Linked DNA regions of Homo sapiens: all the other regions are linked to region 1. A link is an interaction called in ENCODE POLR2A ChIA-PET data of the cell type or tissue named here. Cell type or tissue: HepG2. All regions are shown on one strand.

Evidence for each region. Peaks named below come from ENCODE experiments on the same cell type or tissue, not always from the same donor. Only the 100,000 strongest peaks of a DNase experiment are listed, where the experiment ranks them.
Region 2: POLR2A ChIA-PET joins it to region 1 with 10 read pairs; 7 of 35 experiments call an interaction of 5 or more read pairs at or near these places.
Region 3: POLR2A ChIA-PET joins it to region 1 with 11 read pairs; 3 of 35 experiments call an interaction of 5 or more read pairs at or near these places.
Region 4: POLR2A ChIA-PET joins it to region 1 with 46 read pairs; 5 of 35 experiments call an interaction of 5 or more read pairs at or near these places.

The regions. Positions count from the first base shown.
Region 1 is chr16:12,207,518-12,215,517 of GRCh38, reverse strand. All of the region lies in intron 14 of SNX29 (sorting nexin 29), which reads right to left. Among named protein-coding and RNA genes, the nearest start is that of SNX29-AS2, 160 kb to the left of the region's middle. In HepG2, no CTCF peak of the experiment used is centred here; DNase peaks (open chromatin) are centred at 3,277, 3,847 and 4,377; H3K4me3 peaks cover 2,074 bases.
Region 2 is chr16:12,138,477-12,146,476 of GRCh38, reverse strand. All of the region lies in intron 13 of SNX29 (sorting nexin 29), which reads right to left. Among named protein-coding and RNA genes, the nearest start is that of SNX29, 170 kb to the right of the region's middle. RefSeq lists enhancers at 3,208-3,708, 3,451-3,745. In HepG2, no CTCF peak of the experiment used is centred here; a DNase peak (open chromatin) is centred at 3,576.
Region 3 is chr16:12,107,323-12,115,322 of GRCh38, reverse strand. All of the region lies in intron 11 of SNX29 (sorting nexin 29), which reads right to left. Among named protein-coding and RNA genes, the nearest start is that of SNX29, 130 kb to the right of the region's middle. In HepG2, no CTCF peak of the experiment used is centred here; no DNase peak of the experiment used is centred here.
Region 4 is chr16:12,259,936-12,267,935 of GRCh38, reverse strand. All of the region lies in intron 14 of SNX29 (sorting nexin 29), which reads right to left. Among named protein-coding and RNA genes, the nearest start is that of SNX29-AS2, 110 kb to the left of the region's middle. RefSeq lists an enhancer at 6,077-6,583. In HepG2, a CTCF peak has its summit at 7,167 (motif pointing right); DNase peaks (open chromatin) are centred at 275, 4,985, 5,805, 7,125 and 1 weaker place; H3K4me3 peaks cover 914 bases.

The DNA.
Region 1 (8,000 bases):
TATGAGCCCCAGGTGGGTAGATATAGAGTATTACTCACTTCTGTATCAGGACATCAGAGATCCAGGCCCTGCCACTCCCCAGCTGTGCACCTGGGGCAAAGCGCTTGATGATAACAATCTAATACTTACATAGAGTGCATGGAGGGGACTTTAGCCCAGAGAGTCTGGCCCCATTATACACCTTCTGATTTTTTTTTTTTTTTTCTGTAGAGATTGCGTCTCAAACTCCTGGCCTTAAGCAACCCTCCTCCTACCTCAGCCTCTCAAAGTGCTGGGATTACAGGTGGAAGCCGCCGTGCCCAGCCGGTCTCTGACCTTTCTAAGCTTCAGTTCTCCCGTGTAAATGGGGATAATAGTACCCACCTCACAGGACAGTTGCCATGAAGCAGTTAGCACAGGGTCTAGCAATGGTGCTTAATGCATGTTGGCTATTATTACTGGGTGCTCAGCAAACTCATTCATGCATTCACTCACTCATTTATTCATCAAATGTCTACTGATAACCCACCAGGGACCAGGCACTGTTTTGGAAGCTAGGTGCACAACAGTATCAACATCAACTCAGTCCCTACTCTCATGACCTTATATCCTGGCTAATGTTTCTTGAATCTGTCACCACAGAAATAAAGAGATTACATTTTTAAAGTATAAAATAGGCAGCAATAGACCTGGGAGTGACCAACTAGCAAAAATGATGGCAGGGAAATCATGGATGGCTTCCTGGAGCAGGGGTATCTGGAGGTCAGTGTGGTGTGCCAGGCATCAGGGAGACTGCAGAGTAAATAGAAGGCACCCCACAGGGAAGACAAGGAGGGAGTCTATTTCTACGGAAATGCAAAGAATGCAAGTGAAGCCATAAACCAGTGAATTAAGCCCAGACCAGGAGAGAGGCTCTCTCTCTGTGCAGGGTATCGATTCTTCCATTCAGTCTGAGAAAAAAAAAAATATTCAGGCAAGTCACTCTCAACCAAGGTCCACGGCATCATTACCCACTCGAGCAAAACAAAATGACCAGTTTCCTTACAAAAGCTGCAATTAGAAACTTAAAATAGAGCAGTTTTCAAAATCAAAGTGGCTTTTTACAAAACAAGCCACCTGTCAGCTCCCAGGACAGAAAGCAGTTGAAAACAAAAGCTGACTGACAAACTACACCAATAAACACAATGCTGAGACAGCCCCAAAAAGTTAATGACGACAACAATAAATATACGTCTGGCCTCCTTCCGAGGAGGGAGCTGAGGCACTCCAATTGTTCCTGTTGTGTTTCTGGGTCTTTGTTTCCTACCAAACAATAAAAATGAAATGAACAACAATCGTGAATCGATACTTGATATTTCCAGGCAATTCCATTTGCAGTGATTTGGGAGAAGAAAGCCCCTGCCAGGGAGGAAATCAGGTCGAACAAATAAAACGTTACCCCTTAATGGAGGTCGCCAGAGAGACGAGGGCCACTTTTAGAACCTGGGACTGGATCCTCTTGCAGCTATGACCCAACATTTGATGACGTTTTCCCAAGGAGTGGGGCAAAAAGGGGTGGCTTGATGGGACTTTAGCACCCTCCATCCCTGACTCCAACAGCCTCATCCTCCCACAAGGCCACCAGAAGCAGCAGGGACTCCTGGCTGCCTACCCAGTATTCATCGCTCCTTCCTTATCTGCCAAATAAGCCCCACGTCTCCCAGCCCACCTTGCAATTTGGGGTGGCCACATAGCTGGGTACTGGGGCTTACCTGTTCAGGGTTTACTTAAAGGTCGGGAAACTGGCTAATCACACAAATACTGTTTTGTCAGGGTAATGGATGGAAAAGCTTTTGAAAAGGTTTGCTCTATAATTCTCATCTTAATTATTTATCCACTTGGAGAAACTAACTTACAGGTGTCTGCTAATGTGCTGTGACCTTCCACAGCCTGGACACTCTCCTAAATGCATTTCCAACCCACAACACCAACCACTGCCTGCTACTTTGCGTGTGTCATCACTTTTAAACTGCAAACAATTCTATAAAGTCAATGTTGTTTTTAATTTTATTTTTTTCCTTTATTTCAACAGTTTTAAGGGTATAAATGGCTTTTGGTGACTTGAATGAACTGTGTAGCGGCAAAGTCTGGGCTTTCAGTGTACCTGTCACTCAAACAACATGTACTCTAGACCCAATAGGTAGTTTTTCATCCCTCGCCTCCCCTCCTGCTCAGAGTTTCTAATGTCCCTTATGTTTCTCTATATGCCCCTGTGTGCCCACAGCTTGGCTCCCACTTCTAAGTTAGAGGATGTGCTATTTTTCTGTTCCTGAGTTACTTCACTTAGGATGATGGCCTCTAGTTCCATCCAAGTGGCTGCAAAAGACAGTATTCCATTCTTTATGTCCGAGTAGTTTTTTTTGTTTGTTTGTGTTTTTCTTTTTTTGAGACAGAGTCTCACTCTGTCACCCAGGCTGGAGTGCAGTGGCACGATCTCGGCTCACTGCAACCTCCACCTCCTGGATTCAAGCTATTCTCCTGCCTCAGCCTCCCGAGTAGCTGGGATTACAGGTGCATGCCACCATGCCCAGCTAATTTTTGTATTTTTAGTAGAGATGGGGTTTCACTATATTGGCCAGGCTCGTCTCAAATTCCTGACCGCAGGTGATTCAACCACCTCGGCCTCCCAAAGTGCTGGGATTACCGGCATGAGCCACAGCGCCCAGCCCTTTATGACTGAGTAGTATTGTATGATGTATACATACCACGTTTTCTTTCTCCACTCAAGAAAGTATTTGCAAAGTACACATCCGATAAGGGGTTAATACCCAGAATCTACAAGGAACTCAAACACATCAGTCATGAAAAAAATGAATAATCTCATTAAAAAGTAAGCAAACAAGAACAGACATTTTTCAAAAGAAGATATACAAACGGCCTACAAACATATATAAAATATATATTATCTTTACTCCTCAAATGGAAATACTGAAGCTCAGAGATGGCAACTTATTCCGTGAGCTCAGAGCTAGTAAATGACAGGGCTGGGATTGGACAGGTTCCTCCAACCAGAAGCTCTGTGCCTGCCTTTCCCGCTCCAGTTCTATTAACACTTCCCCAGGCTCCTCTTCCAGGCAATGGCTTCTGTCTACCATGGACGAAGTAGCCTTCAAGGACAAAGAGCAGGTCCAGTCTACACACAGCCCTGCTCCTGAGAAGCGGAAAGTCAATGGTTCTGCTTTCCGCCAACCCTGATGTCCACTTCCGAGTCCCTCCCACTCTAACCTGGCTCCCCATGTGACTCATGGCACACAATCAGTTTTCAGTCTCCGGGGGGAAAGGCGAACATGGCGCATTTTTTCTCAGGACAAAGTACATGGTAAATGCTAGCCAGTCACACAGAGGCTGCCCCACATAGGCAGGCGTCTCTGGGCTAGCTCGTCACACACCACCACCGAGGCCCAGGAGAGGCAACATACACTATCCCTAGAACACGTCTGAGAGAATAAACTTCAGAAGCACTGGGGAAAGCATGGGTTTAACAGACAGATCTGGGTAGGAATCTCGGCTCTACTACTTTCTAGGTGGATGACTGTAATGATTAACTTCATGTGTCAATGTGGCTAGGTCACAGTACCCAGATATTTCACCCAACACCAGTCTAAATGTCATTGTAAAGGTATTTTTTAAATGAGATTAACAGTTTAATCAGTAAAGCACATTATCTTCCATAATGAGAGTGGGCCTCATCCAATCAGCTGAAGGCTTTAAGAAGAAAAAACAAACAAACAAACAAAAAACGGAGGTTTCATAAGGAAGTACGAATTCTGCCCCCAGACGGCCTTTGGACTTGAGTTGCAACATCAGTTTCTCTCTGGACTCCAGCCTAGAGGCCCACCCTGCAGATTCTGGAGTTGACAGATGCCACCATAACATGGGTCAATTCCTTAAAATATCGATCAATCTCAATCTGTCTACACACACAGACACACACACACACACCCCTATTGGTCCACTTTTGTGGAGAACCCTGACTAATACAGTGAGCTTCAGCACATCCACCTCTCAGAGCCTTGGTTTCTCACATCTGTAAAATGGAGGCAACAGTCCCATCCTCACAGAGCTGTTAGAAGGAAAAAAGCTGCAGGGAAAGCTACCCCGGGGCCCAGCACGTTACAGGTACCCAATGAACAGAGCTTCTGTTATCTGTCAGCCAGGGATTTCTCTAGATGGTTACAAGGCCTTGTGGGAAAAGGTTGGGCTGTATCAGAATATGTATTCGAAATTACCTGCTTGCTTATATGTTTAGTGTCCATCTCTCCCACTAAACCTGAGGAGTCTCCTTGGGCCTGAAGTATACCCAGAACTGTGCCTGGTACTCAAGGAGTATTCAATCAATGTTGGCTGAATGAATGAAACGGTGCCCTGACCTTGTACTCTGCACAAATCAAATAACCTAACTTCCCAAACCACCCAGGGGTTTTGGAGTCTGTGTAAAAAGTGAGGGAGGTGGTGGGAAAAACAGCTTATGAAGCCTCACTCTGCACTAAAGGCTGTGCTGGGAACTTTACATCTAATTCTCTCAATTACTCCTCAAAACAGGGTTGCAGGTGAAAACAGTGCCCAGAAGGCAGTTATTTCAAGCAGTGGGGAGAGCAACGATGAGGTCTCCTGTTTACAAACTTAGTATCTGAAAAGGTAAAGGCCACTTGAGATTCAGCCCATCAAACAAATACAAAATAGACCGGAGCAGAGTGAAACAAGAGAGAAGGGAGAGAGGAGGGGAGGAGATAGGGGAAAAGAGGAGGTAGGGAGGGAATGAGGGAGGGAGGGAACATGTGAGAGAAAATGGCCAGCAGGTGAGGACACCTTGGCTACAACCTGAAGCAAGGATGCAGCTGGAAAAAAGAAGACAAGCCCAGGGGGACCAGAAAGGTGGTGGAAGCTCGGCAGTGGAGGAGTCCAGAGGGAGAGGGAGCTTCAGGCCTGGCTGGATTCACTTTCTCTGTCTCTTGGCTCTACCTTCCTCTGCATCGACTCCATTCTCAGGCAAGACTTCTCAGTCCCACCGAGAGTGATGGTGGACACCAGTGCTCCCAGCTCCTCAGGAGGCCGAGGCAGGAGGGATTGCTTGAGCCCAGAAGGTTGAGGCTGCAGTGAACTATGATCGTCCAGCTGCGCTCCAGCCTGGGCAACACAGCAAGACCCTGTGTCTTTAAAAAAAAAAAAAAAAAGTGGAGGGAACGTCTGAGTCCCTTGAGTGCAAAACGAGGAGCCCCAGCCCCAGCCTCTCCAGTCCAAATCCAGCAAGTAAAGGCATGTGCCTCCTGCTCTGAGACCCCAGCAGCACTGTGACAGCAGTGGCTGGCCCTGACCAAGACACACACACACCCTGAACCAGTGTGCCTGGAAAGTAGCCGACGTAGTGGGATGACAGGCCCACATAAACCACATGGATTGAGGGCTGGACAGAGGGTTCCCCAAAGAAAAAACAGATTACCAGGAAAGGGGGAATGGATACTGATTAGACAATAGGTACCCGATGTTGAAGGTTCCACGTGCACACAGACAGAAACTGAACCAGGACTTCAACCCAAACGAATTCGTCTCCAGAGCCCACACTCTTTCCGCCAGCACCTGCTACCCTTCTCAGCCCCACGCAGAGTCAGATGGGCAGGCTCTTATGAAGCGAGTCTTCAGGCTCGACAACAACAGAGGGCCAGTGTCCTAAAGTCATGCCACCTTGTTAAGGACAACACACAAATAAGCAATGCCTGACTTAAGTGCAGAGCAGCAGGTAGGCAAGGTCTAACTCCTGCTATTGACCGAGGAGGGCTGAGCAGCAGACAGTTGGGGCCACTGCTGGTCTCACGTCTCCTAAGTGGTCCTGATGAGACTATAGAGCAGTCAAACACGCAGCTGGTGGCCCAGGAGCATCCCTTCAGCCACCTACAGGTCCCAGCCATGGAGCCGTTGAGCCCCACCAGGATCTGGTCCAAACAGAAATGAGGGGTCTCGAGCTGGAGAGTGAGAGGACAGCAGGTGGTCACTCAAACTCTTGAACATTCAAAGCCAGGCACAGTGGCTCATGCCTGTAATCCCAGCACTTTGGGAGGCCAAGGTGGGCAGATTACTTGAGGCCAGGAGTTTGAAACCAGTCTGGCCAACATGGCAAAACCCCGTCTCTACTAAAAATACAAAAATGAGCCAGGCATGGTGGCACACGCCTGTAATCCCAGCTATCTGGGAGGCTAAGGTAAGAGAATCGCTTGAACTCAGGAGGCAGAGGTTACAATGAGCTGAGATCATCCTACCACAATCTGCCCATCATCTCTCCAGGCTCCAAACCGTCACAGAGTTAGGACATTATACTTTACCCCCCTGCAACCCGTGAGTTTCACAGGGAATACCTGCTTGCCCCATTTGTCAGTAAACAACTAAATTTATCTAAAGCCCTCTTTTTCCCATTAGTAAACCGAGATTTTCAGGAGAAGCCAAAAGCACCTTACAGAAAGAGGCAGCTACAACATGGTCCCTCTATCGCAACTGGTGCCTCCAATGTAAATGACACCACAATGTACCCGTGCAGAACAGACCTTCTACCAGCCCCTAACAAAGCTAAGTACATTTCCAAGGTGCAACCTAGTAGTGCAAGGATCTCCATAAATGGAGAAATAAACGAGTAACAAGTGACTCAGTCTTTTTTTTTTTTTTTTAAAGAGACATGGTCTCACTCTACCGCCCAAGCTAGAGTGCAGTAGCATGATCATGGCTCAGTGCAGTCTCAACCTTCTGGGCTCAAGTGATCCTCCCACCTCAGCCTCCCAAAGAGCTGGGACTACAGGCACGCACCAGCACACCTGGCCAATTTTTTTTTAACTGTTTGCAGAGACGACCTCTTGCTCCGTCATCCAGACTACAGTGCAGTGGCACAGTCATGGCTCCCTGAAGGCTCTTGCCCAGGCTGATCTTGAACTCCTGGGCTCAAGCAATCATCCTGACTCAGCCTCCCAAAGTGCTGGGGTTATAGGCGTGAGCCACCACACCCAGCCAAGTGACTCAGTATATCTGAGAGACATGTTGCTAGCACATTCTTGGACACCCTTCCTACCATAGATCCTCACAACCTATCAGGCATTCCTTCTGAGAGCTTACAAACCCCAAAGTAAGCTGTTTCTGAAGAGCCACACAAATGAGTGAGAAGATGGAGACCACACACCTCTGAGTGCCCCAGCAGGGACAGCAGAGCTGGCCGACCAGCCACCAAAACTCAATGCTCCCCACTTGCAGTGGGTAGAGTTCTTGTGCAAAGCAGCTGCCCGGCCAGAGAGAACACTTCCGAGACCCTCCGCACCCAGGTGGGCCTGTATGACTAGCCCTCACCCATGGAATGTGAGCAGAGTGGTGTGGTCACTTCGGGCAGAAAGGAGAATGATAATCATCTCCCCGCTCTTAAGTGGTATGGAATGTTGCTTCCCCAAACTTGTTTCCCTTCTCAGGGAATGCTCTTTCCATCTACATCAACATCTCTGTGACTCTGAAATCATTCCTGAAAGTCACTTGGATGGACCCCAGTAACAAATTTTTATTAAGCACCTGTTGTGTACTTGATTAATAAAAGAAGAAAAAACCTGCATGTTTCTAAGTCCCAGACCCTACCCCTTATGTGGTCACAAGGTCTAGCAGAGTAGACAGAGCACACACACAAGACGTGACCACAGAATAACCCATAATAGCAAAAAGCAAATGCCAGACTCTGCTTACTGCTCGTAGCAAGCACCACAGGGGTTTAGGAAACTGAAAGATCCAAGTAATTAGATTTCTTTCAGGTGACAGGAGAAGAGCTGGATCGTACCACAAATGCAACATCTGGCCTGAGCAAGCATAAGGGAAGCGGAGTTTCTAGGAAAGGAGACTGGATGAGCCAAGAGTGGGGTCGTAAAGTGTTTGTGATGGGGGCACATGAGACAAACGTAACAGCAAAGCAGCTCTGTGATGAGCAGTGAGAGCGAGACACTGCGGTGGAACAGGAAGGGTCGGGA
Region 2 (8,000 bases), 69 kb after region 1:
CTGGCCAACATGGCAAAACCCCATCTCTATTAAAAATACAAAAATTAGCTGGGCATGATGGTGCGTGCCTATAATCCCAGCTACTCGGGAGGCTGAGGCAGGAGAATCACTTGAACCTGGAAGGTGGGGGTTGCAGTGAGCTGAGATTGTGCCACTGCACTCTAGCCTGGGCAAGAGGGAAACACTCTGCCTTCAAAAAGAAAAAAAAAAAAAATCATATACTTTGCCCTGAGATCCCACTTGGGGAAATACACATTAAGGAAAGAAACGGACAGAGAAATACACACAGATACTGAGATAGTCACTGCAGCCTTTATCTATAAGCTCACACTGGAAGCAGCTGCAATGCAAATCGAGGTGGAAACCACCAAGTACCCTAAGGAATGCTACACAGCCGTTACAAATCACAGCTGGTCAGGCTCTCTCACTCACCGCTGTAGGGGTAAAAGAGAGGCCGCTTTCTTGGAAAGGATTTTAGTAACACAAGATCAAGAGCCTTTACAAACATGCTTACCTTCTAACATGGGAATTTCACTTTTTGGAATCTAGCTGAAGGAAATGATTTTTAAAAGGCGGAATAGGTTTATAAAAATACAAGTTCATAGAAATACTAATCCTACAAGGGAAAAAAATGGTTAAGAAAAATGATGTGAGAAACAAGGACATATCCAAACACAGAACTCCACAAAGCCATCAAGTGACATCCATGGAACTGAATAACATGAGACAATGTCTGTTGTTTACTGTATTATTGTAATAAAAAACTTTTCAAAGTAGACCCTCAATTTATAGATTCAGAATGACCTGAATTATATAAAATACATATATGCATAAAAATAAACTGGAATAAAATGCCCCATAAATAATAAATTCATTGATGGTAATTGTGTTCAGGTGATTTTCCTCTTTAAACTTTTCTGGTATTCCCGGACTTAAGAATTCTAACTTGCAAATTACTTTCATATGCAGGGGGGAAAAATACCCTAACTTAAGGGAAAAACCTTAAGGATTCGAACGTACACATTACATTTATGAACAGGGAAAAAAAATCTTGTATTTAAACATAATTTGAAATCTACATAGCAACAGAATAAAATAAACAGAATGTAAATTGCATGTACACAACAAACAGTGGTGTAACTATGTAAAAATATACTTAAGTGGACTAAGAATGGAAATAATTATCACGCTACAGTCATGGGATTTGGGACTCTTTTCCCCATTTTGAGTTGTTATGCTGCTTTCACAATTTAAAGGTAATTTTTTTTTTTTTTTAAGTATGAAAACAAGAGTTCCCTCAAGAAATCTCAGGTATGGCAGAATTCCATGGTAGAATCCCACTTGTGTATATCTTAATCTGAAACCATTCAGCTTTACATTGGGTGAGCAAACCAAGTTGCAGAACAGTGGGCGCACGTTGAAAGCTCAGAGGCAGATCCTTAAAAACCCACAAAGAGGCCGGGCGCAGCGGCTCACGCCTGTAATCCCAGCACTTTGGGAGGCCGAGGCGGGCGGATCACGAGGTCAGGAGATAGAGACCATCCTGGCTAACCCGGTGAAACCCCGTCTCTACTAAAAATACAAAAACTTTGCCGGGTGTGGTGGCAGGCGCCTGTAGTCCCAGCTACTGGGGAGGCTGAGGCAGGAGAATGGTGTGAATCCGGGAGGAGGAGCTTCCAGCGAGCAGAGATCGCGCCATTGCAGTCCAGCCTGGGTAACACAGCGAGACTCCGTCTCAAAAAAATAAATACCCACAAAGCAAGCCGTCTCAGTCTGTTTTGTGCTGCTATAACCGAATACCTGAGGCTGGGTAATTTATAATGAACAGAAATTTCTTTTCTCACAGTTCTGGAAGCTGGGAAGTCCACGATCAAGGGGCTGGCGTCTGGCGAGGACCTTTGCTGCGTCATCATAGGTCAGAAGGCAGTAACGGAAAAAGGAGCCCAGCTAGCCCTTTTATAACAGCATGAATCGCACCTCCCCTCCATGGGGGGTGGAGCGCTCATGGTCTAATCACCTCTCAGGTGGTACCACCTTTTTATACTGTTGCTTGGTAATTAAGTTTCAACATGAGTTTTAGAGGGACAACCTTCTAACCATAGCACAAACCTACATGTTGTTTATGGTTTACTTAAAAATAAAATCTAAAACAAAAATGACAAATGTTAGTAGTGCTAATTGTTGCAGTGGGTCATACTATTCTTTATATTTTTCAAACCAGCCAAGCAACAAAAAATTAGCTCCCAACTTGGTTCTGAGCTAAAAATCAGCCTTTCTAAGGTTTTCAATGAGCTTATCCGTTCAGATCATTGCTGGCATCCTCTCTTAAGTCCTTGCTACTTAAAATGTGTGGTCTAGGAACCAGCAGCATCAGTGTCACCTGGGAGCTTATTAGAACTCCAGGATAGCAGGCCCCACTCCAGACCTGCTCAATGAGAATTTAATCTCTAACCTGAGCCCCGGGTGTTTCGTGGGTACATTAAGGTTTGAGAAACTCTGCTCTAAGCCACCAGTTGTCAACCTTGACTGCACACTGGAATTACCTGAGAGTCTGGGCCTCAGCTCCAGAGATTCTGATTTAATTGGTCTGGAGGGCAGCCTGGACATAACCATTTTAAAAGCTCCCCAGGTGACTATGATGTTCAGCAAAGTTTAAGCAACATATTTCGCTCTTCAACCCAGAGAATTCTTTATTAGGAAGCTAGTTACATCTGAGCAACAGCAGGCTAGATTAACTGCAGAGAATGACTTTTTGCAGGCTTGAAATGGAGGCATAATTTACTTCCATGAAACCAACAGTAATCACCATGGCTGTCTGTTACTCAGTACTTACGCAGGGTATTCAATGTGCTTAACCCTTGACATGCAATCTCTCTTCATCCTCTCTCTAAGGGAGGGTCTGTTACCACCGTGGTTTTCTAGATAGGGAGCCTGAGAGGTAAAATGGCCATCTCAGATCCCACATCTAGGAGCGGTGGAAGCCCTTGCATGACACTAAGGACGAGCACCGCCTTAAATTAAGCAGCGTAGGTGCCTCACTTGTCTCACCCTTGCCCTAACCCTGAGAAGCAGGACTCAAGTCCACACCTGCCCCATACGACACTTCCTGCTCAGAGTAGCCCCACGAAAATGGAACTCCTGGAGCTGTCAGACTGAAGGTTAAAATCTTTGCTTGTGGCCGGCCAGGCGCAGTGGCTCATGCCTGTAATCCCAGCACTTTGGGAGGCCGAGGTGGACGGATCACCTGAGGTCGGGAGTTCGAGACCAGCCTGACCAACATGGAGAAACCCACCTCTACTAAAAATATAAAAATTAGCCGGGCATGGTGGCGCATGCCTGTAATCCCAGGTACTCAGGAGGCTGAGGCAGGAGAATCGCTTGCACCCAGGAGGCAGAGGTTGCAATGAGCTGAGATCGCACCACTGGACTCCAGCCTGGGCAACAAGAGCGAAACTCTGCCTCAAAAAAAAAAAAAATTTTCTTTGCTTGCATATCCTTCCCTTCAATTTCTAGCACCCACAGGACAGAATCAGCTGTATTGTGTTTCTCTCTGATTGACTAAGCTTCACACGGAACAGTAAATGTTTGAAGAGTGAATCAACAAATAAACAATATCGGCCAGAAGCGGTGGCTCAGGTCTGTAATCCCAGCACTTTGGGAGGCCGAGGCAGTGGTCACCTGAGGTCAGGAGTTTGAGATCAGCCTGGTCAACATGAAACCCCGTCTCTACTAAAAATACAAAAAAATTAGCCAGGCGTGGTGGCAGGCGCCTGTAATCCCAGCTACTTGGGAGGCTGAGCAGGAGAATCGCTTGAACCCGGGAGGCAGAGGTTGCAGTGATCTGAGATCGCCCCACTGCACTCCAGCCTGGGCAACAAGAACAAAACTCCGTCTCAAAAACAAACAAACAAACAAACAATATCAATCGTTCATCTTGACTGAATTTCATCAGTAGCATCAAACTGCAGGAAAACAGCTCCTCCTAAGCCATATTCCCTCTTGACTGACATGTGTATCTTGTACTCACCCCCAGCCCCCAACACCAGCCCCACCCACCCCATGCACTCAACGCTCCTTGGCTGCTCTGGGGTACATCATGAGACCAGCCAGCTGCTGACAAGCATGTGCTTAACAATGGCGAAGGGCACAACTCACTCAGCTCAGGAGACTCAGCCAAGGGAAAAAGCCAGCGACCTTGGGGAAGCAAGCTTCATGCCCAAGGAGAGGCGAGAGGTGGGAGAGCCAGAGTGGGTCACATATGCAGCAGGTGCTCAACAGTGGGTTCAGTGTGGACTGGATCCAGTCTCTAGACAAGGACTCAAAAAGATCGGGGCAACTGAAAGGGACCTTGCACACAAAATTCCAATACATTTGTAAATGGTCTTGAAAAAGAGAACACTTGGGAAAGAGCTAAAGCAGAGATTCTCACTGGGGGCCGTGGGGACAGTCTGGGTCATCACGAGGATGATGAGTGCTATTGTTGGAGGTGTTTGAACCATAACAGCTCCATCTGGAATAGGAGCTGGTTAAAATGAGGCTGAGACCCACTGAGCTGCATTCCCAGGAAGTGAAGCATTCCTAGTCACAGGATGAGATGGGAGGTCAGGAGGACTGGTGTCATTAGATACAGGTCACAAAGACCATGACGATAAAACAGGATGCTGTAAGGAAGCCAGCCAAAACCCAGCAAAACCAAGATGGTGATAAAAGTGACCTCTGGTCGTCCTCACTGCTCATTATGTGCTAATTAGAATGCATAAGCATGCTAAGGACATTCCCACCAGCACCATGACAGTTTACAAATGCCACGGCAATGTCCGTAAGTTATCCTACATGGTCTAAAAGTGGGAGGAACCGTCACTTCCAGGAAATCCTGCCCCGAGCCTGGAAAACTCATGAATAATCTGCCTTTTGTTTAGCATATAATCAAGAAATAACCATAAGTACTCTAAGTCAGTTGGTCCATGCCGCTGCTCTGTCTGCGGAGTAGCCCTTCTTTTGCTTCTTTACTTTCTCTAATAAACTTGCCTTCACTTTAAGCACTTGCCCTGAATTCTTTCTTGCACAAGATCCAACAACCCTCTCTTGGGATCTGAATCAAGACCCCTTTCCATTAGCACTACCAGCATTTACAGCATAGAGCCGAGGATACTAACTGTCCTGAAAGGCCAAGGCAGTACCACACAACCAAGATCAGCCTACTTCCTGCAACACTTCAATCGTCCTGTGGCCATTCATGTAGGCGGAAACCTTACTCATAATCTGAGCCTAGAAAGGAATGCCTTTCATATATACTGACTATGCCAGGTTTACTTTACGGTTCACCCACTCTCTGCTCTTTTTCTGGACTCCTTCTAAAGAATGACTTCTGATCTTCTTAACTTCTTAAAATCAAAACTCATCCATGAGAAGGAGGTGCAAGCACTTAGCGTCAGCATGTTTTCTAGCACAGTTGCGCCAGACCAATATGTACTGAAATCTATTTTGTATTATAAATTCCTTTCATTTCTCTTTCATATTAGAGTGTTATACTGATTTTTTAAATTACTTGTATAAGTAGGTTATATTCGCTATAAATTTCATTTCAGAAGGGGGCATTACCAAATATTTTTATTTAAAACAGATATTGAGTCTTCTAAGATCAAGTCCAAATATGCCAAAGTAGCTGGACCAGCGGTTTGCTAATAATGTCAGATTATATCAGACCGAAATATCTAGCCAAGGAAAAGCACAATGGAGAACACAGCACAGAGACCTTCGGGCTACCGCTTAGAATGGCTGAGCCCAGATTTCACCCACCAAGACAGGGTGCGCAAGACAGCTGGCACAAGAGTGACAGCACGGTAGTGTCACTCTGGAAAATGGACAGAATCCAAGCGTCACAAGCCCTCTGTGGAAGCAACCCACTGTCAGGGACATCTGCAGGCTGCACCTCACCGCATGCACCCCCAATCTGATGGGAGGAACATCCTGGTTTTCCTTTTAAGCAAACTCTCCTCCATCCTTGTTCCTGCTCCACGGAGTTCAGGTGAGGGAAAGCCAGCCACCCCCAGCTCCAGGGGGAATGGGACCCAGGCTTGGGCAGGAAAAGTAACACAGCTGGCCCGGGAAATGAGAGAGTGAATCCCAAGACTTCTCCAGAGCTACTGGAAAAAAGTCTTCTCCTCCCACTGGCATTGTTAAACTGATGGGATTTAGGCTGGGGCCCCTGGGGGCCCTCTTGTCACCACAAGAGAAGAGTTACCTAAGAATGAAGCCAAGACCGAGGGAAAGAGAGAGGAGACATGGAAAGTCATGGGGACTGCATGATATGCGTGATACCCCCTGAGAGCTTTGATCCAGCCCAGCAAAAAGCTAGCTCTTCTCCTGTAGGTTTAAGTTTCATGAGCGAATCAACTGCTCTTTTTCTTAGGCAGTTTAGGGTGGGTTTCTGTCACCTACTACTGACTCTAAGTGGTAAGATTCCTTTTCCTTTTTTTTTTTTTTTTTTTTTTTTGAGACAGGGTATCTCTCTGTCTCCCAGGCTGGAGTACAGTGGTACAATCTCAGCTCACTGCAGCCTTGACCTCCTGGGCTCAGGTGATTCTCCCACCTCAGCCTCCTGAGTAGCTGGGACCACAGGCATGCACCACCACGCACCGCTAATTTTTGTAATTTTTGTGTAGACAGGGTCTCACCGTGTTGCCCAGGCTGGTCTCCTGGGCTCAAGCTATCTGCCCACCTTGGCCTCCCAAAGGACTGGGATTATAGGCGTGAGCCACTGCACCTGGCCTCTATATGGTAAGATTTCAATGAATGGCTGAGGGGCTTCCAGAAAGCCCCAATTCCCAGAAAATGACTAAAAATACATCTTGGGGCAAACGACCATCCACAGGTCTAAAGCCCAGCCTAACTGGCTGCTTTGTGCCAAGAGAAGATGCCAACAGGAGGAGAACAATTAAGGTGCTGGAAGAATTGACATTTCTCAGTGACACTCATACCAAGTGACAGTCACTGGCCCCACGGTCCCTTCAATCCCTCATTTAGCCAATATGACTGAGCAATGCCAGGCACTGTGCTAGGTGCAAGGACGGGCCACTGCCCTCATGGATCGCACAGTCTAAAAGGGAAGACAGGCAGTGCGTGGATGACAACCCGGACTGTGACTGTCAGTAATAACGCTATTCAGGAATACCTACTCCCATGAAGCGTATCTCAGAGGGACCTGATCGGTCTCACGATCAGGCAGGAGATGCTGCACAAAGCCTTCCTCCCTTTTTTTTTTTTTTTTTTTTTTTTTTTTTAGAGTCTCGCTCTATCGCCCAGGCTCTGGAGTACAGTGGCCGATCTCAGCTCACCGCAGCCTCTGCCTCCTGGGCCCAAGTGATTCTCTTATTCTTCTGGAGTAGCTGGGATTACAGGTACACACCACAACACCCAGCTAATTTTTGTATTTTTGGTAGAGACAAGGTTTCACCAGGTTGTCCAGGCTGGCCTCTAACTCCTGACCTCAGTGATCCACCTACCTCGGCCTCCCAAAGTGTTGGGATTACAGGCGTGAGCCACCGTGCCTGACCAACAAAGCCTTCTGTATTCCTGTAGTCAGAAACAGAAAGCCCCACTCAAACTCTCTTGAACAAAAAAAGTTTACTCACCTACATACCTAGAAAGTCAAGAGGCAGCTCTGGTGCCTTTTGCCAGCAGCCTAGTGATAATACCATGTCCACTACAGCAACTCTTCTTCTAGTGAAAGAACCCCTCTCTTCCTCCCCTCCTCTCATCCATAAACACAGGCTTCCTAAATCAGGTAACAAAGCAAATGTTAATTTTTGAAAGACATGTAACAAAAACTGGGTCTTATTTCTGGTCTCTACTAAGCCTAAGAGCAAAGTTTTGTTTTATTTTACATTATGAATTTAAGATATTCCTCCAAAGCATGTTTCTTTTACCAAACAGAATATAATAATGTGGGCTTCATAAAACAGTGACAGGTTGGGCATGGTGGCTCACGCCTATAAGCC
Region 3 (8,000 bases), 100 kb after region 1:
TAGGGAGACTGAGAAACCCACTTTCTTCCTTCGGTACTTGTGGAGGAGAATCCAGTCCCTACCACAGATAGGATGGGATTCCCAGCCAAGAAGAAGACAACACCAGCAGCAGTGAAAGCAGCGAGGGGGGCTGAAGGAAAAAGCAACGGAGGGGGAGGGACGGACTTCAGCTTCTGCCAGGGGCAATTTTTCATCCACTGCCAACCTTGAAGGCTAGGTCTGGGCTTGACTGTACTAAAGGAACCAGCGAGTCCCTTATTTGATGGAACTGGTGGTGTCATCCCCCATTTCACAGATGGAAAGACCGAGAGAAGTTAAGTGTTCCTAATAGCAACTGCTAGCAGGGCACCAGCCGAGTGCCAGGCACAGGGTGAAACTATGTGTCAATTATCTCATTCGACCCTCCAAATCACGCCACGAAGCAGGTGTTTAGAATCAAACCCATTTTATAGATTAGGAAACTGAGACATATGAAGTGATTTGCCCTAAATTACAAAGGAATTATGATGCATTTGAGACCAGCCTGGCCAACATGCTGAAACCCCGTCTCTACTAAAAATACAAAAAAATTAGCCAGGCATGGTGGGGGGCACCTGTAATCCCAGCTACTCGGGAGGCTGAGGCAGGAGAATCGCTTGAACCCAGGAGGCGGAGGTTGCAGTGAGCTGAGATCATGCCACTGCACTCCAGCCTAGGCAGCAGAGCAAAACTCCGTCTCAAGAAGAACAAAAACAAAATTAAAAAAAAAAAAAGGAATGACGATACAGAACCGGGACTGAAACACGGGCCATCTGACACTGGAACCCATAACCACAGTGATACTCACTGTCTCCCGAATGGGATCTCAGAATGAGGAGGCCAGGGCTTCATGTTGGTTCTGCACAAATCAACATTCTCAAGACCATCATGTCATTTTAGAGACAGAGCCTCAACAGGATTGGGGCAAAGCCAGCATGGCCACAGGTCATGGACGTGTGCTTCTCTGCACCTCTCTCCTCCTAACAGAGCCCTTCAGGGGTAGACCTGAAAACCATCCAACCCTGGGATCCAGGGACGCCTACTTGCAGCTGTACCTCTGGATGCTGGAGTTAGGGGAACGATATTATTCCCTTATTTTACTTAAGCTGGCTTGAGCTGGTTTCTGTCCCTTGTAACCAAATGAGTCACAGCTCATATGCTATGTGGAACCTACACTGAGTTGGCACGGGAGGCAACGTGGCCAGCAAGGTGGGAGATATACAGGATGAGAAAAATGACATTATAAGCAAAGACATGTGATGTCACGGCAAGTAACAGACAAGGACTGTGGGCCCAGCCTCTAACTGGCATGGCATTTCAAACCCACTTTGGGTCTCAGATGTTACATCTACAAAATGCGGAGGTTACACAAGCTCATCTTCTAGAATCCTTCTAGCTCTCAGATGCTGTGATTCATCAGGAATAGCAGATGAGCCCTACCAGTTTCTGGCTCCTGCAAGTGAATGTGGCACATTAGCTGTCCTCGTCATCTGTTCCTGTCCGCTGGCCGCTCGCCGGCCAAATGCAACCAGCAGAGATATGACCCCGACCCGTCTAAAGCCCTGAGTCTGCCATGGCCCCTGGGGCTGCGAGGCCAACATCTGTTGTCACTGGCCTCATGCACAGTGGAGTGGTGGGGTTAACTGGTGGCAAGGAAGATTAATTGCATGCGAAATACTCATAAATAATGAGGATGCGGAGCTGCACAGCTTCCTTCCCCTTCAGGCTGTGGTATCATATGCACGGGCAATTCTCAAACAGACTCTCACACATAATCTGCAATTAATTAGATGCAGCCAGCCACTGAGAGGGTGCAGGCAGATCTCACACCCGGAGTGAATCTCACCAACTCTGCACCATCCTACTCTGCACCTGACACTTTGAGAAATAACCAGAACATCCTTAGACAGAACACAGGAGCCATGTAGTCAGGAGGGGCCAGGTTCCAGCCCGGCTCGGCGACTCTACCTCCCTTGCAGCCATGGATGTGTGGCTTGTCTGCTCTGAGGCTCAGTTTCCCCACCTCTGAAATGGGCATGACGGCACCTCCTGACAACCTCCCAAATTATGGAGGTGATTCAATGGGGAAAAGAGATTAGGCATCTGCAAAATGAAAGATGCCGTGCTAATGCCTGCCTAAGGAGTGACTGCTCAATCCACTTCCTCAGTCCTGGAGAGCAGGGAAGGGAAGCAGAGGATGCTGCCCAGTCTTGGAGTCAAGGCAAGCAAGGCCCAGAAATGCGGAGCAACAAGAGACACTCAGAGCATAACTGGACAAACACAATGGGAATCATGTGGATCTCCTGAGACTCAGAGTCCACCACGCTGTCCCAGGCAGCGTGGTTTCCATCAGGCCTCCTTCCAGGTGCTCCAATGAATCCAGTGCAGAGGTGATCTCTTAACATGTGGAATACAGGGGAAATATTCTCCATTCCATCCTCCTCCGGCAGGAAGAGAATGGCAATTATACATCCAGCTGTACCCAGTGCAGGTACCTGCACTTCTAAGCTAAGGACAGTAGGCTATTGAGGACCAGTGATGTTGGAGCAAAAATATAACTGGAAACTGAACAATCAGTGGGTTTTGACATTCAAGGATTTAGCACCCTTTCACTCGAAACTCACACTGAAAACCCAGCTCAGACAAGCTGTCTTGCCAGAAGAGACCTGGACCTCACGAGACAAAGCCACTTCTCCCGCTTGGGGCTGCTGTCGTCTTCGGCATTCACTTCACAGCCTCCCCAGCTAAATGGCGAGTCCCTTGTGAGCAGGATTCCACCCATGCCTTCTGCGTTTCCCTCACGCATGCAGCCTAGTACATTGCCTGATGGCAGCACCTTCATGAATACACGTGGATGGGACTAAATCAGCCCCAGATCTCCACCTCAGCAGCCACGCAGAGATGACACTGGAGGTGCCCGAAGTCTGCCCTGCCCCCTGTTTCTGAGTTGCCTCCTCACCAAGAACTGCCTTTGTTCTGATTCAAACTTAAGAGGGAGGGGAGGTAGGGGCAGGAGCACACTGCTGCTTCCAGAACAGAGCTCCAAACTTAAGGAAGCACCTGTGGCTCGTGACTGGGCACTCTCAGGACAGACTGGCAGCTGGCAGCTCCCCTTCCTCCACCCCGACCCTGTCTTCTACGAAGGGAGGTGAAGGTACAGTTGGGCAGTTGACCCAGCTTCACCCAGCAGTAAACTCCAAGAGCTCCCAGAGTTCAGCAGTCACATAGCTTTGGACCTTTGCAAACCACTGCAACCTCTGCGCACAACCTCTGTGTGCATCCTCTGCCAGCAGAGCCCTGGGAACGATGACCACGGGGTGGGTGTGTCTGCGGACGCCCTGCTCCGGAATGAAGACTGTGCATTTCACTGCTATGCAGTGAGTGCTTCCTAGACCCCCCACCACACACCCCATCTCAGATCTTCAGAGAAGCAGGCGACACGGATCTGGGGAAGCAACCCACACACACTCTCAAATCTCACCTCTCCGTACTCCCATGATTTTGCTTTACCCCAGCAGCCTCCTGAAGATCTCTCGCTCTCACTCAGGCTTTCCTAAACCATCTGAAATGACTCTCATGCCTCCTGCCACCTGCTACCCACACCATTCAGTCTAGGTGATCTCTCCATCACACTCAACTAAACAAGCTCTGCTGGGTGGCTATGCCCAAAGCCATTCCCAACCCATTCTCCTTGCTGCCTGCCATCTTGGAGGCTGGAAGCAGGCACTTGCTTTCCTTGCAGTGGGAAGGGGCCGGGAACCTCCCCACTGTGTCACTGAGACGTAAAGGGAAGTCTGCTAAGTGGACTCCTGCGCAGGGAGGGAAGGAGGAGCCTGCCTCAAGTCTCTGAGGTAAGAAGGAACTTGGCAAGTCTGAGGAACGGCTCAAAGGCCAGTGTGGCTGGCAAGTGACAAGCACAGGTCATGGAAGGCAAAGGGCAGCAGGGGTCACATCACGCAGGCTTTGCAGGCCACAGCAAAAACATGGATTTTGTGCTAAAGTGCAGAACGAGGCCACAGCAGGGTGCTGGGCAGGGAAGTGAGCTGACTGGTGCAGGGGTGGAAGGGTACAGGTGTGTGCATGCACCTGTCAAGATAAACCACCATCCTGCTGGGGTGCAGGGGCATGCAGCAGATCGCCTCAGTAGCCCTTGTGAACATGCCATTGTATTAAGACCTTGGCCCCCTCAGAAAAACACTGCTTTCTGGCCCACACGTGTAATCGCAGTACTTTGAGAAGCCAAGGTGGGAGGATCACTTGAGGCTAGGAGTTTGAGGCAACATAGCTCACTACAGACCCTATCTTTACAAAAAATAAGAAATTAGCCAGGCGTGGTAGCGTGCACCTGTGATCTCAGCTACTCTGAGCCAGGAGGGTCGCTTGAGCCCAGGAGTTTGAGGCTACAGTGGGCTATGATCGCACCACTGCACTCCAGCCTGGGCAACAGAGCAAGACCCTTTCTCAAAAAAAAAAAATTAAAAAAGAAAAACACCATTTTTTGTTAATAATCAGGTTTGTTTCCTCAGGCCACCACACTGTCTTAAAAGGGCTCAGGTCCACAGACTGTCAACAGAAAACTGGATGATACAACTGCTGTAGTCCAGAGGTTGGTTTAGATACCAAGGCATTGTGTGAAGTGACATTGACCACCCTGGAGCAGGGTGTTTTTAAAAGCCTGGGCGTTTGTCTCACCGCAAGCCCAACCACTAAGCCTTCAGAAACCAAAGGGAGTCAAGCAGCCCAGCCACCACACCTGCTCTTCCCTAGCAAAAGGCCGTCCCTTCCTCGTCACAGGGCTCAGCAGGCCAAAAGGTGGCCCTAAAAGCTGGACTCTTGCTTCTGTGTTCATCACAGTCTATGGTCTGAGTCATCTGTGCAAAACCCACTCACCTGGAGAAAAGGAAAAAGTCTGTTCTAAGTTCCACCTTCAGAGCTAGAAAATTAGTCTTTAATCAGACTAAGTGGGGAACGACATGCTGGGCTGCAGGAGACGTTAGACACATGGGAGGAAGGGCTGCCTCACCCCAGGAAATAAAGGATGCTTCCACCTCTCTCCTGCCTCAGGAGCTTCAGGGGAAAGTATCTCCAAGCAGGGATGCAGGAAGAGAGTCATCTGAGAGCCATTTGCAGCTTTAGACACGTGAGCTGCAGTTCTGAAACACCTCCCCGCAAGCTCAGCATCCAGTGACAGGTCCAGCTTAGGGTCGGAGCCTCCGTATTCACTTTGCCCAGTGCAGACGGCAGGACAGTGAGATCACACTCATTTTAAAGACGAGGGCCGGGCACGGTGGCTCACACTTATAATCCCAGCACTCTGAGAGGCCAAGGCGGGTGGATCACGAGGGCAGGAGTTCAAGACCAGCCTGGCCAACGTGGTGAAACTCTGTCTCTACTAAAAATACAAAAATTAGGTGGGCGTGGTAGTGCACACCTGTAATCCCAGATACTTGGGAGGCTGAGGCAGGAGAACTGCTTGAACCTGTGAGGCGGAGGTTGCAGTGAGCCAAGATTGCGCCACTGCACTCCAGCCTGGGTGACAGAGCGGGATTCCGTGTCAAAAAAAAAAAGATGAGGGCAATGGAAGCTCAACAGGTTAACCCTTGAGCCTTCTTGCAGGAGCTTTCCAGAGTCTGCACGGCTGGGCATCCCCTACTCACCATGTCCCTCCTTGCTCCAGATGACAGCAGCTTCGTGGTGCATGCATGAGGGTCCCGGATGTAGACAATTAGGACTAGTGCTGTAGTGAGGCCACTGACAGGGGGCTGCTGTGGTTTCAATGTTTGTCCCCTCGAAAACTCACAGTGAAATTTAAGCCCCAGTAGCAGTACTGAGACGTGGGGCCTTTAAGAGGTGACTGTGTCATGAGAGCTTGGCAATCATGAGTGTATTGAACCATTCATGCACTCATGGATGAATGAGTTAATGGATGCATGGGGTACCACGGGAGTGGGCCCATTTTTGGAGTGGTGGCTTTTTAAGAAGAGGAAGAGAGACCTGAGCTCACACACTCAGTCCCCTCCCCATCTGCTGCTCTATGCCAGTTCAGGACCCTGCAGAGAGTCCCCACCAGCAAGAAGGTCCTCACCAGATACAAACTCTCAACTCTAGACTTCTCAGCCTGCACAACTCTAAGAAATAAATTCCTTTTCTTTTTTTTTTTTTTTTTTTTTTTTTTTTGAGACAGCGCCTCACTCTATTGCCCAGGCTGGAGTGCAATGGCATGATCTGGGATCACTGCAACCTCTGCTCCCCAGGTTCAAGTGATTATCCTGCCTTAGCCTCCCAAGTAGCTGGGGTTACAGGAGCCTGTCACAGCACCCAGCTAATTTTTGTATTTTTAGTAGAGACGGGATTTTACCATCTTGGCCAGGCTGCTCTTGAACTCCTGCCGTGTGATCCACCTGCCTCGGCCTCCCAAAGTGCTGGGATTACAGGCGTGAGCCACTGTGCCCAGCCTCCTTTTCTTTATTAATTACCCAACTTCAAGTACTCTGTTATAAGCAACAGAAAACGAACAAGACAGGGACAGCTTCGTGTGTATGGATGGAGCAGAGGCTTCAGGGCTCAGGCTGGGTTCAAACCCTTGCACTGGCCACCACCAGCATAACTCTACGTAATGGACTGAACCTCCCTGATGGCCAGCTGTGGCATCGGGGCACAGGGACATGATCACTCAACTCACAGGGCTGTTGTAGGTATTAAGAGAGCTACAGGCTATGGAGGTTCCCGCATGCACACTGCCCAGATATAGTAGTCACCCAACAAGCTTGGATGCCTCTGACCCCTCTCCTAAAAGAGAAAACACAGCACCTCCAAGACTCAAAAGGTTCAAGTCTGGAGCCAGAACCAGCCTCCAGGTGCCGTGACACCTTCTGGTGCACCTGCTGACTTGGTTCTCCCATGGTCAAGTCCAGCCCAGTTGTCTTTTTCTCATGGAAGCCACTCACCATCATGGAGTCTCCCCCTGGCCTGGCATGGAACTTCCATAAGGAGGGCATCAGGCCTGGGGTCCCAGCCTCAAGAGCCAGGTGGCATTCTCCCCCACCTCAGTCCTGGCCCTTCCTAACCTCTACCATAGCTCATCAAAGAATGCCAGACAAGGCTAGTAAAAGTCAACTTCCTCTACCACTGGGAGGGCTTCTCCTACCCTAAAGATTGTCCAAAAAGAGCCTGGCCCATCTGCATCTCAGCTCGGGTAGCATAATTATCCTCCTTGGAACAGCAAAGAGCAATTGATGTCAAATGGAAAATCTCTATGGTTCAACATGGACCTTTCCCCTCCTTATTTTTCTAGCAACTCCTAATAAATTTCGAAGTCTCATTCCACTACCGTCAATCAATCTTTGGCCTTAAAAAAAAAAGCTCACAGCCTAATTCATTTCATAGCTTCAACAGTACCTAATTCTATCACTTAAAACACGATTGTTAATCAATCCCTGTGGCACACAGTTTCTTCATTCCTAATGAAGAATTCCTATGGACGGGTAGCAGAACACCTGCTTCTGGGCCTGGGGAGGATGTCTGAGAATGAAACTCCAGAACAAGCAGATGCCTGGACAGGGCAGGCAGTCATCACATCCACGGTGCCCACCACCCACTCGTCACCTCGATTCTCTTCTATCCACATAACCAGCAACTCCTCTTTTTTTTGTTTTTGTTTTTGTTTTTTGAGGCAGAGTCTCACTCTGTTGCCCAGGCCGGAATGAAGGAACGCATCTCAGCTCACTGCAACCTCTGTCTCCCAGGTTCAAGAGATTCTCCTGCCTCAGTCACCATGCCTGGCTAATTTTTGTATTTTTCAGTAGAGACGGGGTTTCGGCATGTTGGCCAGGCTGGTCTTGAACTCCTGACCTCAGGTGATCCTCCTGCCTCAACCTCCTACAGTGCTGGGATTACAAGCATCAGCCACCGCACCAGGTCTTAAATTCTTTCGAAGCAAAAACGTTTTAAAAAAAAAAAAAAAAAACCCACAGTGCTGTGGT
Region 4 (8,000 bases), 52 kb before region 1:
AGACATTGGTAGGAAATGAGACCAGAGAGGGGACAGTAAGGGTTTGCAGGCTATGGTATTTTATTCTGAGCAAAACAAGCAGCCCCTGGAGGATTCAGAAGAAGTGCGATGATTGGACGTTTTTAGGGATCACTCCACAGGGTATATGCAGTGCAGAGGCTGGGAGGTAGAAGCCAGGGAGTAAACAGCTCAGATCTCCCTCCAAAAGATAACTTGCCGTTCCATTGCGAGGAATGCGGTTACCCAACAGCCTCCAGCTACAGCACCTTCCAGAGGCGCTGCTCTTTCCGGACAGCCCTGGTCAACAGCTGAGCACACATGGCTGCTCCTGCAGGATGAGGGAGGTTCCAGTGCCCTGCCATGGTCTTGGGCTCCAGCACAAACACAAATCCACAGGCAGCAATAAAGGTGCTAAGGGGCTACTGCCTAAAGGACCCCAGGAGCACATCACAGCCTGGACAATTTAACCATCCCACTTGAGAATTCAAACACCACGGCATGAAATCTCTATTTCAGAGCTGAGAAAACGGAGGGCTGGATTTTAGAAAATGCTGTCAATGATGAACCCAGTGATGAAAACCCCAGCCTGCTTAATTTCAAAATCCCCCGCTTGGGAACATCCAAGGCCGTGTGTTAAACACCAAAGGGAGCCTACTCCCCTGCATGCCACACATACACACACACACACACTCGCACCCATGCTAACATTTTTGGTTGTCTACTCATAATTTAAGAAAACTATAAATTTTAACCTTTCCAAATGCTTTAAAAACACATTATACGAACCTACTTCCCAGGTAATGGATTCTCCACTAAAAAGCAAGGGGTTCCAGTGATACCCAAGCCAAGGAAACACTACCCAAAAAGTACAGACTGGGCTGCGCAGAGTGGCTCACTGTGATCCCAGCACTTTGGGAGGCTGAGGCAGGCGGATCACTTGAGATCAAGAGTTCGAGACCAGCCTGGCCAACACGGTAAAACCCCATCTCCACTAAAAATACAAAATTAGCCAGGCGTGGTGGCGGGTGTCTGTAATCCCAGCTACTCAGGAGGCTGAGGCAGGAGAATCACTTGAACCCAGGGGGCAGAGGTTGGAGTGAGCTGAGATTGTGCCACTGCACTTCAGCCTGGGTGGCAGAGCAAGACTCCATCTCAAAGAAAAAAAAAATTTACATACTTGACTGCATCCCTCAAGAACAAGACCAAGAACCACGTTGTCTGAGTGGGATATTCTTTTTTTTTTTTTTTTCAATAATAGATGGGGAATTGCAGATGATCAGTAGTGTGGGCAGAGACACACGCCATCTCTGGGTTCAAATTTTGGCTCTATCACAGTGACACTATAATTCATAATAGCAAATATATATTATTTCATTTTGCAACATTTCCTGGCATACAGCTCTGAAGTCCCTTGGAATCTCCTAAGTGACAGGTGTTGTTCTGTAAGCTACTGAGATGACTGGTAGACCACGGTCTCCAGAGGGGCTGGTTGGTTGGAAGCACAGGTGACAACATGGACTTGCAACTGAAATCCGCAATAGGGGCAGTCCTGGGGCACTAAGCCCTTACCCTATGACGTCCTGTCAGAATTCAACTGTAGGGAGCCCGGCTGGTGTTGGAGAATTGCCTAGTGTGGAAGAAACCCCCATACGTGTGGCGGCAAAAATGGTGTGTTGAGAGCGGTGTGAGTATAAACGGAAAAACAACCTGAAGCTGGACACGGCAGCTCACACCTGCAACCCCAGCACTTTGGGAGGCTGAGGCGGGAGGATCGCTTGAGCCCAGTAGTTCAAGACCAACCTGGGCAACATGGTGAGACCCTGTCTCTATCTTAAAAAAAGAAAAAAGAAAAACACAATTTGTTTTTCCCTATAGGTGTCACTAACTAGCAGCTCTTGGACTCATTACTTCCTTTCTCTGAACCTCAGTTTCCTCATTTGTAAAATGGGGATAATGGTAACTCTTGTGAGAATTAAACATGAGAAAAATAGAAATTACTTTCTATTCTCATGCCAAGTGTCAAAGATATGAGAGTTTTCTTTTTTTGAGACAGGGTGTCTCACTGTCACCCTGACTGGAGTGCAATGATACAATCATGGCTTACTGCAGTCTCGACCTCCCCAGGCTCAGGTGATCCTCCACCTCGGCCTCCCAAGTAGCTGGGACTACAGGCGTGTGCCATCAAACCCAGATAATTAATTTTGCAACTTTTTTTTTTTTTTTTTTTTTTTTTTTTTGGTAGAGTTGAGGTTTTGCCATGTTTCCTAGGCTGGTCTCAAACTCCTAGGCACAATTGATCCACCCACCTCAGCCTCCCAGTGTGCTAGGATTATAGGCATGAGCCACTGTGCCTGGCCGACGTGAGAATTTTTTAAAAGCCAAATACAAGAGTGAGAGCCTGCCCTCTTTTTAAAATCAGAACACCTGTCCATTAAGTTTCATGTCTCATGTGTCTTTCCTAAGAAATCTGCTCACCTGTTTCGAAGCTGCGTCTCGCTTCCAAGAGATCAGCTAAATATATAACGCATCCACGGGGACAGCTGGGAATGGCTGTTGCATAAAATCAAAGCTGTTATCACACCCTTCCCCAGCCACAGTCCCACCTGCTCATGTGATGGAGCCCAGCAGAGGCTTCGATGGAAACTTTAGACTCATGTTTCTCCCCCCCAAGTGAAAAGCAGTTTGACAGTGAAAACTTCTTTGCTGGAATAAAACATGCGGACAGCTGTGCCAGACAGAGTGATTTCCTGCCCTGAAACAAGTGGTGCAAAAGTATTTGCTCGAAAGAACTCTGGGCCCTAACTGCACTCTACAGACCCAAAAAAGGAAGTGTCAGCTTGTCAGCAAAGGGACAGGGTATCATGGATCACCCCAAATGCTGTTTTTAAACCAGCTCATTCCAAACAGAAACAAAAACAAAAACAGAAAACAGCTCATTCCAAACAGCAGATGTATCTGGGTTCAAAAATTAAACTAGTAACAGAAATGCATGTAGTATGGTTCTATTTTGGTGAGAGTGGAAAGGTATCATCCAGGTATGTACACGGAGGTCTGAGCACAAAGGACACACTCAGGCTGTTAACTGTTGTGCCCTGGGATATGGAGGGCAATAGATCAATAGATAATAAGTGTTTTCATCCTAAACCTGTGAAGCTTTTTTTTTTTTTTGAAACAGAGTCTCGTTGGAGTGCAGTGGCATGATCTCGGCTCACTGCAACCTATGCCTCCCGGGTTCAAGAGATCCTCCTCCCTCAGCCTCCCAAGTAGGTGGAACTACAGGCACTTGCTATCACGTCCGGCTAATTTTTGTATTTTCAGTAGAGACAGGGTTTCACCTTGTTAGCCAGGCTCGTCTCAAGCTCCTGACTGCAGGCAATCCTCTGGCTTTAGCCTCCCAAAGTGCTGGGATTACAAACGTGAGCCACAGCACCCGGCCCTGTGGAGCATTTCTATTTGGTGCAATAAGCACATGTGACTTCTGCAATTCATTCTTAAAGCAGCAGAGTTATACATATCAGAGGCGGAAACTGTTGTTTGTAAGGCCTGGGTTTATGGAACAAAGCCTTCCTCGGGAAATTACTGTGCAGCCTGCCCTTAAGAAGAGAACCTTGGAATTTCAAAAGCCCATGCAGAGGATTTCACAGAACTGCCTCAATGCTAGGACTCTATGCCATACCACAGGCAGTTAGATATGGGGCAGCTAAAAAACGATGCACGTCAACAGAGTGAGGACACAACACTGCAAAAGGCACAGGGGCTGGGGCCAGACAGACCTGGGCTCAAATCATGGCTCAGCCACTTTCTGCAAGGGGCTCAGCTGGCCGGCACACAGTCTCCTGCCCAGAACAAAGAGAATAATCACACCTTTCTCGTAGGTTAACATCAGAGGAGGCATCAAGGAAGAGCTGAATCAATCAGAAGGGTGCCTGGTCCGGAAAGCATGCTCCATGGATGGCAATGGTGGTGGAGGTCATTGAAGTCATTAATAGAACATCAGATCATGACCTTGACCGTCTACCTAGATTAGAAGCTTCAAAAGGGCAAAGACTCCATCTAGCTTCTCAGAACCCATGAAACATCCACAAATTGGACTCTCATTCCTTCCTGACTGAATTACTGACCAATACCTCACTTGAGCCTGACTGTAAAAACTTAGCAAAAAATATATATATATGTATCAGTCAACAAAGACAAAATTTGTCACTCTCACTAGGGATGCCATCCAACTAACAAGGTACATTTAACATGGCTTTATAATGTTTTCTCTTTGTTTCTTTAAAAAGTTTATTTTCTCAAATTATATAAGTAACATATGTTCACTGCAGGGAAAATATATGTCCATTTTTAAATGTGTATGGCCCTGTTGTACACATGCCAGACCCCTGCATGTCAAGGAATAGGGATAGAGTATAAATCCCAACCAGGCCAACAAGTTGTATGATAATCTGTTAGATTTCTAGAGAGCTCATTCTCTCTCATCGGGTCCATACAACTATTCAAGATGTTGGGGCCAGGCACGGTGGCTCACACCTGTAATTCCAGCACTTTTGTAGGCCAAGGCGGGCGGGCCACCTGAGGTCAGGAGTTTGAGACTAGCCTGGCCAACATGGCAGAACCCCGTCTCTACTAAAAATATAAAAATTAGCTGGCTATGTTGGTGGCTATAATACCAGCTACTCAGGAGGCTGAGGCAGAAGAATCACTTGAACCCAGGAGGCAGAGGTTGCAGTGAGCCGAGATCATGCCACTGCACTCCAGCTTGGGTGACAGAGTGAGATCCTGTCTCAAAAAAAAAAAAAAAAAGGTGGACAACAGTCCAAGAAGAGAGGACATGACAATAATAACAATGTCAGTTAATATTTCACTGGAGGCTGGCTAAGTGCCCAGCACCACGGCAAGCACTTTACATGCTCTGATCCAGTTCATCTGGCTTCCCATTCTGCACATGAAGGAGCTGAGTCTACTGCATTCAAAAGATAATACACAGAAACAAAAGGTAGTTTCATAGTTGCCAAGGGCTGCAGGGAGAGGTGAGTGACTGCAAATAGGAACAGGATCTCATCAAAATGTTCTGGAGTTGGACAGTGGTGATGGTTGCACAACTCTGTGAATACACGGAAAACCAATGAATTATACACTTAGAACACGTGAACTGCATGGTTTGTGAATGCCATCTGCATTAAAACAATTCAAATGCCTAAGTCCAGAGCACAGAAAGTGCAGGTCACCCTTCATCACTGCCCTGGTCTCCTTACCACTGTCACAGGTTTATGTACTCTTACTGGTTTTGTTTTCTATCAGACAAATGGCACAGCTTGCCGTGTTGCTACCTCTTACTCCGCGACAGGCCTGCGCTCTCATCCCGCCGGTGTACACAGACCAGCCCCGTTCTTTGTCATCGCTGCATTTTAGGATCGAACCAACGATCTATTCCACCAGCCTTTTATTGATCCCAATTCAAATAACACCACCATCTACAGCCTCGTGCCTGTCTCTTTGTGCATGTGCTTAAGTATCTCTTTGGGATGAATGTCTAGAAATGAAGCTGCTGAGTCAAAGGGGATGCAGTTTAAATTTTGATAGCTGACAAATTCCCAGGGAGTGTTCTGTGACCCTGAACAGTCACCTCACTTCCTAGAGCCTGGGTCTCCTCATTTATCAAACCAAGGGGAAGACTTTGAGTCAATTTCAGTTCTAACATTCACTTTTTAAACAAGATCCAGAGGATGAACGACAAACAGCAAAGCAGAGCTGGGACACGTGCACAGACCCGAGCTCAACAACCACTCACTTCAGCTGGGGACGCGCGCACAGACCAGAGCTCAGAGCAAACACTTACTTCAGCCGGGGACGCGCGCACAGACCCGAGCTCAGCAAACACTCACTCCAGCCGGGGACGTGCACACAGACCCGAGCTCAGCAAACACTCACTCCAGCCGGGGACGTGCACACAGACCCGAGCTCAGCAAACACTCACTCCAGCCGGGGACACGTGCAGACCTGGGCTCAGGAACCACTCACTCCAGCCGGGGACGCATGCACAGACCCGAGCTCAGCAAACACTCACTCCAGCCAGGGATGCACGCACAGACCGGAGCTCAGAGCAAACACTTACTCCAGCCGGGGACACGTGCACAGACCCGAGCTCAGCAAACACTCACTCCAGCCGGGGACGCACGCACAGACCCGAGCTCAGCAAACACTCACTCCAGCCGGGGACGCACGCACAGACCCGAGCTCAGCAAACACTCACTCCAGCCGGGGACACGTGCAGACCCGAGCTCAGGAACCACTCACTCCAGCCGGGGACGCATGCACAGACCCGAGCTCAGCAAACACTCACTCCAGCCAGGGATGCACACACAGACCGAAGCTCAGAGCAAACACTTACTCCAGCCGGGGACACGTGCACAGACCCGAGCTCAGCAAACACTCACTCCAGCCGGGGGCGCGCACACAGACCCGAGCTCAGCCAACACTCACTCCAGCGGGGGACACGTGCACAGACCGGAGCTCAGAGCAAACACTTACTCCAGCCGGGGACACGTGCACAGACCCGAGCTCAGCAAACACTCACTCCAGCCAGGGACGCACGCACAGACCGGAGCTCAGAGCAAACACTTACTCCAGCCGGGGACGCGCGCACAGACCCGAGCTCAGCAAACACTCACTTCACCCGGGGGTGCGCACACAGACCCGAGCTCAGCAAACACTCACTCCAGCCAGGGACGCACGCACAGACCGGAGCTCAGCAAACACTCACTCCAGCCGGGGACACGTGCACAGACTGGAGCTCAGGAACCACTCACTCCAGCCGGGGACTCATGCACAGATCCCACCTCAGCAAACACTCACTCCAGCCAGGGACTCATGCGCAGACCCCAGCTCAGCACACACTCACTCCAGCCGGGGACACGTGCACAGACCCGAGCTCAACAAACACTCACTCCAGCCGGGGGCGCGCACACAGACCCGAGCTCAGCAAATACTCACTCCAGCCGGGGGCGCGTGCACTGACCTGAGCTCAACAAACACTCACTCCAGCTGGGGACGCATGCACAGACCCAAGCTCAGAGCAAACATTCACTCCAGCCGGGCACACGCACACAGATCTGAGCTCAGCAAACACTCCCTCCAGCCGGGGGCGCATGCACAGACTGGAGCTCAGCGAACACTCACTCCAGCTGGGGGCGTGTGAACTGACCTGAGCTCAACACTCACTCACTCCAGCCGGGGACGCGTGCACAGACCCAAGCTCATAGCAAACATCCACTCCAGCCGGGGACCTGGCTAAGAAAGCCCTGGAGAGCAAGCAGACGGAGAAGGTGGAACGCACTCCAAGAGACCAGGAGGACATGGATGCCCCCACCCCACATGAGAGAAAAGAGAAGCTCAGAAGGCAAAGACAAATCATCTGCAAGGGGCTGGGCTTTGTGGAGAGACTTCTAGACAACAACAGATAACATGGGCCAGCGCCTCAAGCCGCATGGGAAGGAAGCCCAAAGCCAAGAATACAAAGTCCTCAAGGAGCACCAGGCGCACAACAGATGAAGGATGAGAAGGAAGACGGTAACAGGGAGGTTAAAAGAACAACAAAAATCTCACACAATTCATGTTGGAAATCCAGAATGTATCCCTGCTCCAGGAACCTACAAGGAAAACAATGTCAAGGCTGGAACAAGGACGCCTGTAGCACCAGCAGAAGAGGACTCATCATCCCTGAAACCCAAGGTCAAGGCAAAGTCTCATGTTTCAAGGGGATAAAAAAGATAGGTTTAAAAAAGAAATCACGTTGAAAGCTCACTTCCCTTATGAATTCTGAAGAATGCCATAGGGTCAGGTCACAATGGAGAGAAAAAAGGGGTCACAGAGAAGTGCCTGTGAAGCCTCAATGTGGCAGCTGTCTCCTGCAGGAACAGAAGAGAAGACTGGAGGAACGTGGCCGCGCATCAGCAGGAGCAAAGACCTGAGCGGCTGCATTCATGGGGCAGAGGCAGAGG